Regions from separate parts of the Homo sapiens genome. Here region 2 is linked to region 1. The links are chromatin loops, found by intact Hi-C in ENCODE. Cell type or tissue: prostate gland. All regions are shown on one strand. Each heading gives the region's core, and the rest is flanking DNA. Links, peaks and the distances in the headings are about the cores only.

What was found. A loop is a pair of places that touch in the nucleus more often than their neighbours do. Peaks named below come from ENCODE experiments on the same cell type or tissue, not always from the same donor. Only the 100,000 strongest peaks of a DNase experiment are listed, where the experiment ranks them.
Region 2: a loop joins it to region 1, with 2.8 times the contacts of the local background. A loop is called at or near these places in 2 of 110 quality-filtered maps.

Annotation. Positions count from the first base shown.
Region 1 is chr2:18,972,014-18,980,358 of GRCh38, forward strand. The region is part of intron 5 of LOC105373456 (a long non-coding RNA gene); the gene reads left to right. Among named protein-coding and RNA genes, the nearest start is that of LINC01376, 51 kb to the right of the region's middle. In prostate gland, for the core only: no CTCF peak of the experiment used is centred there; a DNase peak (open chromatin) is centred at 4,348; H3K4me3 peaks cover 1,068 bases; H3K27ac peaks cover 2,044 bases.
Region 2 is chr2:18,432,212-18,440,556 of GRCh38, forward strand. The region is part of intron 4 of LOC105373454 (a long non-coding RNA gene); the gene reads left to right. Among named protein-coding and RNA genes, the nearest start is that of RDH14, 120 kb to the right of the region's middle. In prostate gland, for the core only: a CTCF peak has its summit at 3,433 (motif pointing right); a DNase peak (open chromatin) is centred at 3,430.

The DNA of each region.
Region 1 (8,345 bases), core at 188-8,187:
TGTATAGTTGGGATTCAGTCTGTGTTTATTAATAAATTCATCAATTAAAATAATCAATTTCATGGTGCTGGAAGAGGAGCCATGTGTAAGTGGTGTGAAGTAGTTACCAATGTCTTTATATTTTCTATAAATATATCTTCTGAGCGTTGGTTTGGTATGCTATGCTCAGGTATCTATGAATTTGTTATTTATTATCAACTTGGATTTGTTTTACAGAAGTCCTGCTGAACTTACAATTACACACAGGAAGAAATTTAGGAAGACTCTTTCTTTCCATTTCCAAAGATGAATGTTATTGTCCTCATTAAGATAGAAACACTTTTTGAATCCTAGTCTTCTCCGGACCTTTCTCCCATTGTAATACAGCCTTTTGAAGGTTAAAAGTCATGTTTGTCTGTTCCATTACTACCCTTATACTTATCCCAGTGCTTTACACCTAATCGGTGCTTAATACTTTTTATCATTTAACAGCATTTAATATATAAATATTTAATACTATTTGTTGACTGAATAAAGGAATAAATGAACTGCCACCCTTGTGAAACACAGCTCAATTGGATCTTGAAATTGCTTTCCTACATACTAAGAAATTAGCTTTCTAAATCCTGTGTTCATCATTTTCTTGCTATATTTTTATTACATCTCTATATATTCTTTAAAATTCTATATATTTTTACTGCATCTCTATATGTTCTTTATTTAGTTCAATAGCTTTTAACTTCACAGAAATGTATCATGCCATGCTACAAGAAAAAATTAGTGACTTATTTAGCTTCTGCTTAATATCTTAATATTATATTACTAAGGTGAATCCATATTGTCAATTGCTATCCTTCATTTGTTTGGATTGTTGTGTGAAAGTCCTTTGCTGAGACCTTGTGAATTCTTCTGTTGATGAGTACCTAGGCTTTAACTGTTAAAAATAAGGCTGTCATGAACATTCACGCACATATTCCCTCTCGTGTATGTGCAAGTGTTGTTGGGTTCATATCTAAGAGTGTATTTGTTGTGCCATAAGATATATAAATGTTCAAATTTAAAAGGTCACGTAAAGCTGTTTTCCAAAGTAGTTGCACCAGTTTTACAATCCCATTAGCAAAGTTTAAAATCTTCCTCCAATTTATCCTTTCAAACACTTGGCAATATCAGACTTTTAAAACACGTGCCAATTGCAAAATGTATCTGTTTGTTAAATAATACCTCAGTGTGGTCTTGATTAGTATTCCCCTAATCACTAATGACATTCATCAGCTCTTTATGTGTTTGTTAGTCAGGAGATTGATTTCAGTGTCAGTGCTTCCTTTCTGGATTCCCACGATTTGCGAGGTTTTGGTTGTTTTTGGTCATTCTTTCTCCCAGGTCGTCCTAGCCCAGTTGATGATTGTTTGCCTGGGACAGGGAACAGACTTGTTTCGGTTTCTTTCTCATGTGGACAGTCCTTTCAAGTTCTGATTTCTAGTGTCAGCTCCATGACTTCTAGCTTGAGCATCTGTGACAAATGGACGAGGATTTGGTGTCTTAGGTTTCTCATCTGTAAAATGGGGGTAATAATAAAACCATCAGGGTATATGATGGTCATATACTTATATCAAATGACATTTCTATCGACACTAGGTCTGTTTTGTACTTTGCTTCTCCCTCATTGCCAAGCTCTTAGATTTGACTTCTTCCATCCCTGCTTCTAGAATGGCCTGTATCAAGTTTCTACTGGCCTGCTCTACCCTATGTTTGTAACTGTTAGAAAATAATTAAGATACTATAATGATGATGATACCTAACAGTTTGGCAATTAATATGTGCCAAAGATGGTACTAAGCATTTTATAGATGTTACTTAATTTAATGCTTATAACCACTATATAAAGTAAATACAATTAGTATACTTATTTGTGTATACAGTTGTCAGCAAACTTCATGTATAAAGGACCAAATAGTAAATATTTGGGGCCTTCAAAGTCCTTGGTCTCTGCCATTATTCAAACCTGCTATTGTAGTATGAAAGCAGACATTGACAATATAAAAAATGAATATTCCAATAAAATTATTTACAAAAAGAGATGGTGGCAGACAGACTTGGCCTATGACCTATAACTTGCCTGCCCTAGAATGTTGCCTTTGATGCAGGAGTGAGAGCTACATCTCAAAATTGTCGTCATGCCTGTAGGCTTACCTAAGGAATGGGATGATTTTTTAGAACGTGCAGCAAATGTTCTTGTTTAACTTTGTCAAATATGTATTGAGTATTCAGGGTGTGCTAAGCACTACCCCAGGTGCTAAGGATACAGAAATAAATTAAGGCACAGTCTCTGTCCTCTAGGCTCAAAGAATCGTGGTAGGAAATTCAGGTAGACAAACATGGAATTCATAAGTACTAAAATATAAATACACAGTCAGTGCCACAAGAAAACAGACAAGTGGCTCCATGAGTTCACAGACATCACAGGGCACCTACTGTGTTCCAGTCACTAAGATGGAACCTGGGGATACAGAATACATGAGGCAGACACAACCCTCACCCTCACTTAACTGGGAGTTTAGTGGGGAAACTCTGTTTAAACAAATAATTTAGCAAATATTTACAAGTGTGCAAAATGCTGAGAAGAAGTGGTAAATACTATGAGAGCATATTGAACATGTGGAATCTGGGAATAGAGAATTTGTCTGGTATGACCGGATTATGAGGTGGTGGAACATGAACTGAAATGTGAATTAGGGCCAGACCAGAGGGTTTTGAACACCAAGTTAAAGAACTTGGGCTTTATTCTGGAGGCACCTGGTAGGCATCAAAGATTATTGAACAGGTGAATGACAAGACTAGTCCTTTTGAAAGAAAACTCTGGCAACCATATGTAGAGTAATTTGAAAGTAGAGAGAAATGAAGTCAACAGACTCAGTCTCACCACAGCCTTAATGGAAAACCATTTAATGAATGCATGAAGATAGCAGAAGAGAAGATGCTGACGGTTGTTTGGCTGTTCAATAATTCCAAAAAGAGAAGTGGGTGCTCCCTATAAAGGCTTTAGTAAACATTTTAATGAGTAGCATATTAATTGTCTGTATTATTTTTGGTATGGTAGTGGGTCATTACTTATCTATAAATAATATTATTTGCCAAAATACACTGAGCTAAACTTTTAATCTTTTAAATATTTCAACATAATACTTGCCGAGTATTGGCCTGTTAATTTTCTTCAAATCTACTTTCTGCAAGTACCATTCAAAACCAAAATGATCGTAAGTCAGTGTAGTTACAGACTACAAGGTAATGGCATCCAAATCATATGAGATTTGCCCTGTGACATGACTATTTGTTATTCTGGGTCAAATACTTTATAAAAAGGATACAAATGGTGTGCTTTCCTGCTCTATCAGACTTAATAATGGAAAAGATTTCTAAAGGTGCTTCTCTAATTCAGTGGCTTCACCATTGATACGATCACTAAAACTCAACCCTTAGAGTAACGTTTGATTCTTTTCTACATTTATTAATAGTTACCAAGTGTAGTTGGTGGCCCATTTAAAATGTTTCTCCCCTTAATCTTTTCTGTTCCGTCGTTACTTCCACCATCTCAAAGGATTCATAAATTTTGTTTCGGGAGCATGTCAGAAAAAAGAGATAGTGAGAGATAATAAGAGTCTTGACGAGGACAGTGGCTTCTGGATAAAAGGCCTTGGCCCAAGCAACGCCAAGGCTGTCATCTGCCTGGTGACACCAAAGTTTCATTGTAAATATATAGCAAAGCAGGAATCCTCTTTGGAAGCCAAAATATCTCACAGGCAGCAAAACAGATGGAAGAGCTGTGAATAATAAAAGGTCTTACAGGACTGAATCCAGGAAAGGGAGGATGCCTGTAGGTGAGGAAAGGGTTACAGGTCCCCCACGGCTCTGTTCAGCCACACATACACGAACAGGGTATACACAAAAACGCCATCCTAACTGACAGGCAGCTGATCATTTCTGCAGCAGACATTGGTCTTAATATCTGCATCCTAATTTATTTGACATCTGCAGAACATCCAAAGACAATATTCAAGTATGGGATGGGCAATCCGGCTGCTTTCTGAGTTCATCAAATATCTCACACTCCTTTTTCAAATGTTTTCAGTTTTGCAAAACTCAAAATGCATTTTGCCAAACATGTTCTCTGTTAATGTTTATTTAGAAGGGAATTTAATCCGTATGCTGCTGGTACATTTACACTTAACTCATCGAAATGTTTTACTAGAGTCATTTGATGTCCAAGAAACCTTTTGAGTCTTTTTTATAAGCCTCTTCAAGCCCATTTTGCTTCGAAACAGGAAGTCGCCTGTTACTAACCATAAATGAATGCACTCCCCAGAGGATTTGGTTTCATTTAAGACACTGAGAGACCACAAGGTCTCAGCCTACCCTGAACTCCACAGAAAAGATTTTTTCCTGAACCTACCGAGAATGAGCCATGCACAGATGAGGTGCTGTTATTATTTTCCAAAACGAAATCCTTTATGAAGAGGCATCTTTCATACAACTCCTGGGAAAGACGGTTACCGAAACAGAGCGCTAAATCATTGGCTTTGCGAGCTGCACCTGGTCAATGTCACTGTCTCCTATGAATCCACTTACCATTCAGAGCTCGTTTGCCAGTATTAATAGAACAAATAAAATGGAATGGGAGATAAAGATACCGACATAGTGATTTCTTGCTTCAGGAAAACCTTCCTGAGTTACAGACCAATACAATGTTCCCAACCACAAGCCAGGGAGCCAAAGCTGATATAAACACAGCATCCAAGCCACAGAACATGACTTGTTTAAGGCTTAATTCTGTGAAGTAAGGCAGGAAACAAGATTTATCCTTCTGGGAAACTTTTGGCATTTGCCTCGGGCTGGGCCTGATTACTCTCTGCCGTCCTCACCATCCATTACAGCTATCTGAAGGACATCAATTTTTTGCCCAAACTAAGGCAAGAGAGAAATGTCTCCATCTGAGTCCTGTAGAAATCTTTGTGTTTGACGTGGCATTAAACAACCAAGAGCGAACTGCCCTGTTGTGTGTTGCTGCGAGGATCATCGTTGCTATCTTAGGCCTTTTGGCTGTGAAGGGGAGTGAAATTAGTTGGGCTAAAGCCATTTTACAAACATAGTAAAAATAAATTACTACACTTATTAATTGAATCTTAAACTTGTCATTATGGCAAACTCTAAATTATTCCAAGAGCCTTCACTGAGACTTGGCAAAAATATTGGGTGCTGGAGGTCAGTTTTCATGTATGAAATCCAGCTTAGGTTATAACTGCACAGGCTACAGAGTAAACGTTCAAAGGATGAATGGGCCATTGAGAAGTAAATCAGACTCCCTGAGACTCTTAAATGAGTGCTGGAAGATTTCAAGCCATCAGTGTGGTGGGCTACCAATAGAATTGAGCTGTTAATAGAAGATAATTTGGGGCTGTTTAATATCAAGTATTTTTCTTTGTCATGTGTGTGTAAGAGTTTGTTTTTCAACGTGTCTTGTGTCTTTATGTCATGTTATTTTAGTTGTTTTAACTGCATGCTGATTGGGCACCGAAAGCTGTGAGTTAGTCCTTGGCCCACATTGTAATTCCTGGGCACAAGGCTGGAGTGTTTACACTGCAGGGGGATGTTCAGACTCTGACCCAACTGGGAGACATTTCGGTTAACATTTGGCTTTACTTACTTGTCCTAAATACTACATTATTAATGGGGTATTAATATTAGATCATTTCATTGGTTCCTTTCTTTTCTCTTTCAAATCATATTTTAAAGGCCACTGTCCTTAGAATAAGGTTTAAACCTCTCTTTAATGTCACTGCCTCAGAATTTGGCATACATAAAACTTCTCAGGACACTCAAGTAAAAGAATTAAAACAACTCAAGCAAAAAAATAAGAAATAAAAGACGAGCAAATATATATCTTTTCAGTGACATTGGAAAAACGAATGAATTCATTCTTCAAATTGCTTATGTAAAAACTTTTATATCCAAATTCTGGTGTCACTGCTAATAGTTCATTAGGCCCCGGGAAGTGACCTGATTACATATAACCCTAATGTAGTGGCCAGAAGTAAATATTTTACAATTATTTTCCATTTTGGTCTTATGAATTATTTTTCAAAACAGGTCTACACAGTCTCAATTGCCTTATTAATTTACGTAAGATCATTTGTGGTTCAAAGCTACCTATATACATATTTATTGATTCAATGCCAGTCTACTCTTGCCAGAATAAGTCATGGAAACATCATGCCTAATGGTAGAAATGGTCTCAACTGGAAGACTATTTTATGAATTTACCAAGTTCATCACAACACACATAACCATGATATCTAAATGGAACAGCTTCAGAAAGCACGTGAGTGTTTTACATCATGGCATAGATGGTATATATTTTACTGCCTGGGTATGAATGGTAAGAAAATGACCCACTTCATTTTAGTGCCATTTTGTTCCCAGAGAAATCATTGTTTGCTTTGGGTGCTACTAGCAATTCAAGCTTGAATGTGTCATTTTGTCCCCATATCTTCTGCTCCTATTGTGTCTTCAGTTTTTGTTAATGGTATCAATGCTGCCATTAACTTTGATGTCTCCCAATTTGAAGGTCAATAAAAGAAATGGTTCCTGTTGCATAGAACATAGAATCCAAAGACACTTTCTAAGTGGCCCCATTCAACATTTGATTTTCTTTAGTGACTAGAATTTCTATTTTATCTCTCACTAGCATTATTAGGTAAGCAATTTATGTATGGGTACATTAATATATATTATGATTTTTATGTGCATTTAGAGATACATGTGCATAGAATGCTATACATGAGCAACTGTTTTTATGAGTGCACTCAAAACAGCAAACCAGAATTATCAACAACAAAAATAATAACGAAGTGCTATTTAGTGCTGTTTTCTTATATGTAATTCTAATCAATCCTCATTTTAAAAATCTATGATTATTTTCTGCTTTTCTTTCCCCCCTCCTCCTTTTATTTATTTATTTTGTGTGTGTGTCTTCTCATTATTATTCTACAGCTTTGCCAAATAATATGTAGAGGTTCAGTTAAGATTAGGTAGCGAAGAGTGAAGTTAGGCTTTGATGCCAGTTAGATCTGACTCAGAGCCAAGTTCTTTTCACCAAAGCCACACCTTCTTTGAGGTTGAGGGAGGAGGTGGCATCTTAACTCTACTATTTTTATGTTTTTGTCACCATTGTAGAGGGCCATTGTGGATGAATTAGCTTCTTGGTATGCATACACACATGTGGATCTTGTTTATGAATAGCTATGGGAGAAACAAAGTCAATGTTTATTTCTATGGTGGAAATATAGATTTTGCAAACATGCTTCATAATACCATCCAATTATGGCAGCTTCTGGGATAAGAGGAGCAAAGCATCTGGGACACAGTTTAAGGTGGCACTCACTCTCAGGGTCCTACAAGTGCAGGGTCCACAGCTGAGAGTGAGTGCTACCTTAAATTTTATAGGCTAAGCACCTCACTTGCCCACCCCTAGTCCTGGGCCTGCATTCACAATTACCATACGCTCTAGTTCCACTGAAGTTAACGCTAACAATTTGGAGATGTATTAAACACCTACCATGTGCCCTCTCTTGTAGGGAAAGTAAAAATAGTTCCAATCACATTGCATAGGACTGTATTGGAGAAAAATGTCATCCAACTGGACAAAACAAGGCCTGCATTTAGGAAACAATCAAATCAGGTACATCGTCAACTCCATAAACTAGCATGACCGCGTGAGATCACAGAATGAGGGAGTCAGTATGGTGGGTTGTGGAGGACATTCTTGAAGAGGTCCTGAAGGAAAAGCCATTGTGCTGCAAATCGGGGTGAGGCAGGGCCCTGCTGGAGAGACTATGGATCTCCAAGCAGAGGCTGATTGATGTTGGCTGTAGGAAGCCATTTATGTGTTTGAACAGGGGAACAATGTGCAGAAAGCTCTGAGATGGATTATGCATCATTTTGCTGGAGTGGGTCAGGGTGATGGATGGATGGTGGATCCATCCAAAATAAGAACACTGTTTTAGAGTGGGAGCCTATTAGTTTAAAATTCATTTTAAAGTGATTACTGCTACAAAGTGGTTTTGATCTGTTACAGGGAAATTGAAGTTGGAAGAAAGGAAACAGTGGAGGTTGAAATATCCAAATCAGGCATCTTATTTATACCATTTTGTCATATTCCCATTTCTCTTGAAGTTGGCTCTACGATGCACTTAGCAGTTGTTGTTGGCTCTGAACTCTATTGTCTGAACCACATGGCTGGCCACTCTGTCATACGCTGCCTGTTCACTGAGCAGTTTGTGTGGGTGACTCTCGTCTCCCAGACTAGCTCACAA
Region 2 (8,345 bases), core at 213-8,212, 540 kb before region 1:
CGTTGTTTATTTGAAGAGATTAAGGCCATTTCTTGTGAGTGGTTTCTATTTCTCCTTTGGTAAACTCATACTGGGCCATCTAAGAAATCTAGTATGAGCAGGTCTCCCCCTTCTTTTGGCTCTCTGGTCCTGTGACTCTATTTCCACTTCTAAGTGTCTTACATACCACAGGAAACTCTATCTCACAACAGCTTCCAGGCTCTTATCTGTAGAAATAAGAAACAAACAAGTAAAAAAAAAAAGTAGCAGCAATGACTAGCATCTGCAAGAGTATACTGTGCTTTACCAAAACTTCAACTTTGAACTTCTAGAAATACTTACCAACTTGCCTTAATAGCCATCATCATTGCATTTATGGCACTTTGGTCCTGTCTCCCTATGGCCAAAGGAAGTTCTCTCTGTATCTCTTTTACTGTCAGTGTATCCCTGAAACCAGCAAGATTTGTGAATGATGTGCCTCAGGAGATTGCATTAGGGTAGCCTGGGTCAGACAGACTCTGCTCTCTGTGTGAAGTAATCCTATCTGTGTGTGCTCTGGTTTTAAAGTTGACCCTCATTAATCATGGCCTTGGTTCCCTTAGACATTCCAGAGCTGATCTATTCTCATTTTCCCGTGAGCAACAATCTATATAGACCCCCAAATACGTTATTTATTCCTGAAATGGCTTGGTCTGGCATCACCCAGCCCTTCTATAACCTCCTGTGTATGAAAGAGAAATGAATGACTTGGGCAACATCAAAGTGTTGTTTTACTTTCCATATAGTCATTAACTTTAAATGTTCCCAAACTAATAGTCCAAGACATTGTAAAGAGGTAATAAGTTCAAAGGAATATGAAACATAAAGCAGAACTCCAGAGTCATTTGAAAGTATTTTCTCTAAATGTGTGCAAGCTTTCAAGGCTGCTCGGCAAAGGAGCCTGGGTCGGCATGTTGGCTAGTGCTGAAAAGAATTTCCCCCAAGTGGAGTGTGTAAATGAGTTGCCAGGCCAACCTCCTTGAGAGCGGAGCCACGTCCTTAGAGGATCTGCTGTTCCAGAGAATGCGGCACTGAGCTGGCTCATTCCTCCTTCTATTAAAGGCTAATTTGTCTCTTTCTTTAAATCTCTTTCCTTGTTTGGATCTGGATGCCCTGGGTCACTTAGGGAGGGTTTGTCCATTGCTCTCCAAAATAGGGTGTCTCTGTATAAGAGAAAATTACAAAGGGATTAAGTTATATAAACTGAAGATCCAAGTTCCTGCTATAAAATCTCTAGTCATTGAATCAATTCGGGTGTAGAATAAAGGTTAGAGCCCTATATATTGTTCTGTGACATCAGAGTTAAAAAATAGTTTGTTTGAGCAGACAAATCTCATCCTTTGAAAAACCCACCAGAGAATGGAGTTTTTCCTTGAGCAGACTTGTTTAGGAAGCTGTCGTGGACACAAAGTGTTTCTGCTGTTGCTCGAACCTTCAGATTCTCATAATTTTTCATGGCACTGGGCAACTGTGGATTTTCATTCTAGCCACTCATTTGAGGCAGGGATTTAGTACCTAAAAAGAGCGTAGCTGACTTTCATTTCGAGAAGAAAAACAATGAAATGCAAGACAATTTTGATTGTTATGTCTTCTCTTTACATATTTTCATCTCCTCTTTCTTTGCATGCAGACTTATTTTTACGTACTCATAATCAGAGGAAGCCAACTGCATTTTGTTCTACTTATTTTCACTTAACATTATGCCATGGGCATATATCATCCTGCTATGTCATTTCCATAAGAGTTATTTTAATTAGTACTTCAGTTTCCATTGGATCTACTTAACCATTTACCTATTACTGGATATTTAGATTGTTTCCAAATTTTTCATTATTAATGATAACTCAGCAATAAGTATTTTTGAGCATGGATATTTGCCTTCTTTCAAGGTAATTATGTCAGAATGGAATCCCCTTATAATGGAATTATCAGGTGCAAACACATAACTATTTTTCTGGCTCTTTATACAAGCGTGTATGTTGCTTTGCAGAAGGCTTTGTTCAGTTACAGGGTTTACTTGCTATTGTTCAGGTACCATTTCACCACACCCACACCCACATTGGATGTAGTGAAGAAGGAAATATTAGGTATCCCAGAGACTTTGAGCTGTGGTAGGCACTGACCAAAACCAAAAATCATGACAAGCGGAATTCAGTTAAATTGAATATTATATACAGATACCACTTAATAGACATCTTGCTTTTATTGGGTTTTTATTATCATTTTCTTTCTTAAAACTAGTATGATTATAAAAGAAATATATGATTTATTATAATACATTTTAAAATTTGAGAAAGAATAAAACTAAAATAATTTATACTGCTGCCACCTGAATAAGACACCACTGATCTTGTGTAGTAATTCTGATTATCGTTCTATGCACGCATTTTAAAAAACAAAAATAGAATCAGACAGAATACATTGGATTTTAATCTGTTTTTCATTTAATAGCATAATATGAACAATAGACATGTAATGGACACTTTTGCCATAATAACAGTTTTAATGACTATTTAAATTTATTATATGAATATATTAAATCTCCTATGGTTAGCCGTGCAACTTATTTCAACGTTTTCTCTATAATAATTAATGTTGCAGTGATAATTACCATTCCAGTAGATATTTCTTAGTATAAAACTATGATAATATCCTAAAGTAAAGTTTTAAAATAGAATTTCAGGATTATAATGTAAGGACAGTTCTCAGCTTGTGCTGAATGTTTGCAGATTGCCCTCCAGCAATGCTGCCTTGCAGAAGTTGATGAGGTTGCCTATTTCCTGGGCCCTTACCAACATGGCATCACCATCAGTGTGAAAAGAATCTTTACAAGTTTGATGGACAAACATAATATTGCTTGACTTTACCATGCATTTTTGATCATCTGTGAATTTAGCCATCTGTTTCCTTATATTTATTTTTATTATGTACATTTTTTGTGTGTACTTATGTCCTTTAATCTGTTTTATCTATGGCTAACTTTGCTTCTATTTAAACCTCTAAATAGCCACAGAGAAGAGCTGTCTTGTTGTGAGCACTGAGTGACCTGCATAATGTAGGTATGGGGACATCCCATACCTGCTAGCCATTTTCGAACTGAGACTCTGGCCCTGAATCCCCTAAACTGCTTTGTGTTTCTCTCTGGCTTAACTGCATTGAATTAATGCTAGGTTTGAACATTAGAATGCAGACAATTCTGAATTTATTCTGGCGAGTAGCACAGATTACCCATGTAGAGTGTCAGTAGATGAGACCTGAACATAAACTTGTGCTAGATTATAAAAGGCCTTGAATGCTGAAGATTTTAGACTCTTCTGTCAACAATAGGGAGCCATTGAGGAATTCTGAGTGGGAGAAAAATATGAAGAAAATATGTGTTTTGGACAGTATCCAGAAGGTGGCGCCATTGTAACATATCTTCTGCCTAGAGTTTCAAGGATTTGAAGTTTGTAGGTAAAGCCCATGTGTGAAAACATATCTATTTACAAGTATTCACTGTGGACTGGACTGGGATGGTTCCTCCTCAAAGCCAAAAGAACTCTAACACAGCAGCTCTGTCCTTTGTTATATTATTCACTTCTCCCCATAGCCTGTTTTTTATTTATGTATATCTCTTGTGCCTCCTTGAAGACCTGGCATTTAGAGGGGAAGTTTGCACAAATGCTCACACCAGGGCTGAAATCTATAGATCCTGGAATAAGAACAAGTTTTCTGAGTTCCAGTTTAGTGCTTTCATATATGTTAGGCTATTTCTACTTATATTAAAAACTGTTTCTAGCAAATTATTTTGGGCCTATTTAATGAAGACTAGAGTAGTAACTTTCAACTCTGCAAAGTTGTGAAACTATCAGTGCAGGAGGAGAACTGGGTAGTGCACAACACACTAAAGTATGGTTGACTTCTTCCTTATTACCATAAGTAATAGTGATAAGTTCAAATGATTAATCATTTTCTTAACAATTAACGTCTTCTCACCAATTAAATGATGACAGAATATTAACTATTGGGTATCTTAGGATACATGAGCAAATTCAAGAATCCCTGCATTATTCTAAAAGGTACTTAAAATTTTTATTATGTTTTGTAGTTTGACTTAATTTGTTTGAAACTTCTCCATGGACATAAAAATGAAGATTCAGGACAAAATATGAGTTCAAAATGTTTTTCACGGAAACCCTCGATAGATCCACTCTGAAAGACAGAGAGGCACATGTTTGTAGTTGGGAATCTGGCAGGAAGGAGCTTGAGTTTTGATGGTCAAGATGTTTTGGTTCAGAAGTTAGAAAATAAATAATTCCTGAGAGGAAGGATTCTTCAGCTCTGGGCAGCTGATACGGCAGTAAAATAAATAGGCAGTAAAGCACACTTCCTGTTTTGAGAGTTCACATTTCATATTGGCAAAGAGCATCTCTTAAATTCAATCTCATGCTTCCATAAATAAACCTGGCACCTTTTTAAACGCTTTTCCATCTGCTTCAGAATGAGGAGTGCATTATTGAATACACCTCAGGGAGTCCAAGAAATGGGAAAAGACTACTTGTGAGGAACACACCATTGCGGTTGGCCTTGGCCCAGAGAAGCCATCGTGAGATTGCTTGAGTTCAAACCGTTGTAACAAGACCCTGATGGTGTTTCCCCACCCCCCTTTTCTTCTACTTGAAGTTGTCATAGTTGGAGCTTTGCACCAGAAGCTAGGAATGATCTTGGGTTGAGTCAGAGTTAGGCATCTTTGCAGATTCTTTGCTGTATTACCTGGGTAGTTCTCAACCAGCTTCTGAGATTTTGCTCCAGTATATTAATCCAGTTTCCTAGGCTGGGTAGAAAAGTCCATTATCCACACATAGTAGAGCCCAGAGGAAGAGGTCTGCTATACTGACTATAGAATAATTCCTGGAGTTTTCAGGGCTTGCAGTAATCAACTTGTACTCATCTAGTTGATAGTGAAAAGCATGAATTTGGTGTCATGAAGAAACAATTCAAGATGGAGTGTTCCTATTAACTGTGTGATCTTAGACAGGTAAGCAGATAATAGAATCCTAAGAGGTTTGTGAAGAGAAAGTGGAATAAAGCTCATAAAGTCAATGAGCGCACTGTCTGGCAACAAATAAGCAATTGTGAATAGTCGCTATTTTTATTATTCTACTTTCCCAGGTAATCCTTGTGAGCCAAGAACTGGGGACAATCCTGCCTGGGTCAGGTGGCCAAGAGGGGGAGTTATTTAATATCTACATTTACCATTTGAGGCAATTCTTATATATCTGATACTTTTCTAAGTTTTTAAAAATGTTATCTAATTTAACCTTTGCAGTAAATTTCTGAGCAGGTTTCTATATGTCCATCTAAACAAAATATCATAAATACCAATAATGTTGCCAAACCTAAATTGCCATTGGTTGTGTTAATAGAAAACATTTAGCAAATGAAATTCATTTATGTTCCTTTGAGACAGGGTTTTACTCTATCGCCCAGGATGGAATTTGGTGCCATGATGATGGCTTACTGCAGCTTCCACCCCCCGGGCTCAAGCAATCCTCCCCACGTGTCACTACACCTGGCTAATTCTTATATTTTTTGTAGAGATGGGGCCTCCCTGTGTTGCCCAGGCTGCTCTCAAACTCCTGGCCTCAAGTAATCCTCTCGCCTCAGCCTCCCAAAGTGTTAGGATTACAGGTGTGAACCACTGCACTCAGCTAGCAAATTAAATTTAGCAGTCTTTTATTTGAGCAAAGAATGATTTATGAATCGTGCAGCACTCAGAACCAGAAGAGGTTGAGGGACCTCTGCCCAGCAATGTGAACAGGAGCTTTTGTAGGGTACACAGAGAAGCCAAGTAGAGAAATCACTTGATTGGTTACTACTAGGTATCTGCCTTATTTGGGCATGGTGTGATGAGTTGGCTGCCTGTGATTGGCTGAAACTGAGCTGTTTGTTTTACTCCTAAATAACATTGCAGTTTGTTATATAGGGACCAAGTTATGGAGGCAGCCTCAGGCTAAACTTAAATGGATTTGACAGTTGTAAGGCATGTGCTATGGACTGAATGTTTGTTTTCCCCAAAAATTCGTATGTTGAAATTCCAATCCCAATCTGGTGGAAGGTGGGAATCTCCAGCAGGTAATTAGGTCAAAAGGGTGTAGCCCTGATGAATGGGATTAGTGCCCTTATAAGAAGAGGCTGGAGAGCTAGCTAGTGCTCTTTCTATCATGTAAGGATACAAGCAGAAGTCAGCTGTGTGCAATCTGGAGTAGAGCCCTCACAAGAACCCAACCATGTGGACACCCTGATCTCAGATTCCAGCCCTCAGAACTGTGAAAAGTAAATTCCTACTGTTTATAAGCCTTTCAGTTTATGACATTTTGTTATAGTAACTTGAGTTGACTAAGATGGTACTGCCACCTAAGGAAATAAAAAAAAAAAAGCCTGCCAATTATAACTGTAAGATGCTACTACTGTTAATAAGGCATATCAGAATTTCAGAGATTTTAAAATATAGGGAAAAGAATGTGGCTTTAAAGTAAATGAAATAGAGTAAGGAGTTTCCTTGACCTCATATGGAGTTAGTGGCAGAACCAGAATTTTAATTCAGGGAACTCTGTTTCAAAGTCAATGCACATTAGTTATATCAGCCTCTGTCAAACACCAAGTTCCAGTCTCTGGAGCAGCTCTGACCTCCTCTGAAAGTCCTGCTGTGCTAACTGAGGCAGCCCTTATAGTCTTCTAATTTGTATCACAGCCCACCCCACTCCCATCACCTCCAGCTCTGAGCTCCTAGAATATGGAAAGCCAGACAGATGCAAGCCTAGCTCACCAGCACTGGTGCCCAGCACTATTTCTTGCACCTAGTCTCTGGTCATTTCAGAGAAGAGTAGAAGGCAGAGGCTGCTGAGTGTTAGAGCTGACTGGAGTCCTCGAGAAATGGTGAGTATTCAACAAATGCCATCATGATAACATTGGTGGTATCATCAGGTCACATGCCTGCAATTAGATTGGATTTTGATTTAAGTTGGTTTTCAGCACGGTAAGATCCCCTTTCCTCTCACAGACATAGGCCTGCCTTTCTCTTTTTTCCTTGAGTATCTGGAGTTTTCAGTATTCTCGAGTTCAACTTGACTCTCAGTCATCTGTCTCAGATAGTGGTTTTCTTTCTTGACTTTTGTTCTTCTCTGAAACAAGTTGCTCAACTCTCTCTTTGCTTTTGATAAAATGACACAAAGACAGTTAGAACTTGGGTTGCAAGTTCCAAAATAGCATGTCTGAAGGTAAAAAATATATAGATTTTCTTACTCCAAAATCATGTGCTCACAGTAGCAGAACAAGTTGTACAGTTGCATTTCGTCTAACATGTGCAAATTTTACTGAAGTTGAAAAGTATAAAATTATACTGCCTCTCAGAGAAAATAAAACTAGATTATATCTAACTTCCCATTTTACCATTGGCCAGCACCAGGATCTTGGTAAGCTGGTTCTCCTTGCTGAGTCTCAATTTGTAATCAAGAGAGTTGAATTGGCTATTCTTCCTAATCTTTCTTTGCCAGACATTCTGATTCTCAGACATTTTTAACCTTACTGGTGTGGATATAGTTGTTACTTATTGTACACATTTTAACCATGAGGTTTACCTAGCACTCTTGGCTCCAGGTTTCTATGAGTCCACGCAGTGACCACTCTAGAATTCATTAGCCTTTGTGGTATTTATGTTGCTATTCAGTATTTGCCTGTTATTTTACTAAGTATCGACATCATTTCCTGGGGAAGAATTACGACTCTCTTTGAGAAGCTGCAGCAATGGTTCCTTTATTTGTACCCCATGGATTCCCTTTTATTGCCCTTCAATGTGCTTATGAAATGAAGCTCCAGTTATCCTAGTATCTCTCTCAGCCCTCTGAACTTGCCTTTGCTTAATTTTCATTTTAGATTTTTTCTGAGGATAAGGAAACACCTCACTTTTTAGTTATGTTCTTTAGAAGACTTTTCTTGATGAACTTGGTTATTTCAGTATTTGAGTCATCTTGGGAATTTCACCAGCTAACCATGTTGCAAGTCCCTTTGATTTATTATGAGGCTTCATCAGGCACATTTTCCCTTGCTCCCTACCTCAGTAGATTAATCCAAACTCATCTGCAAGGCTTGTTCAAGAGGCCAAATCATTCCCACTTTTTTGCTCCTCTTCAGGGCTGTAGAGATAAAGCACTGGTAGCGTGCCAGCCACGTCTAACAGGGTCAATCGGCCTATTTTAGCCTTTCTCAAAAGTTCACCCTGCCAGATGTGAGATTTGGGAGGGGTGGAAAAAGTGAGTCTCCTGGAGAGCATTCGTCTTCTCCTAGGA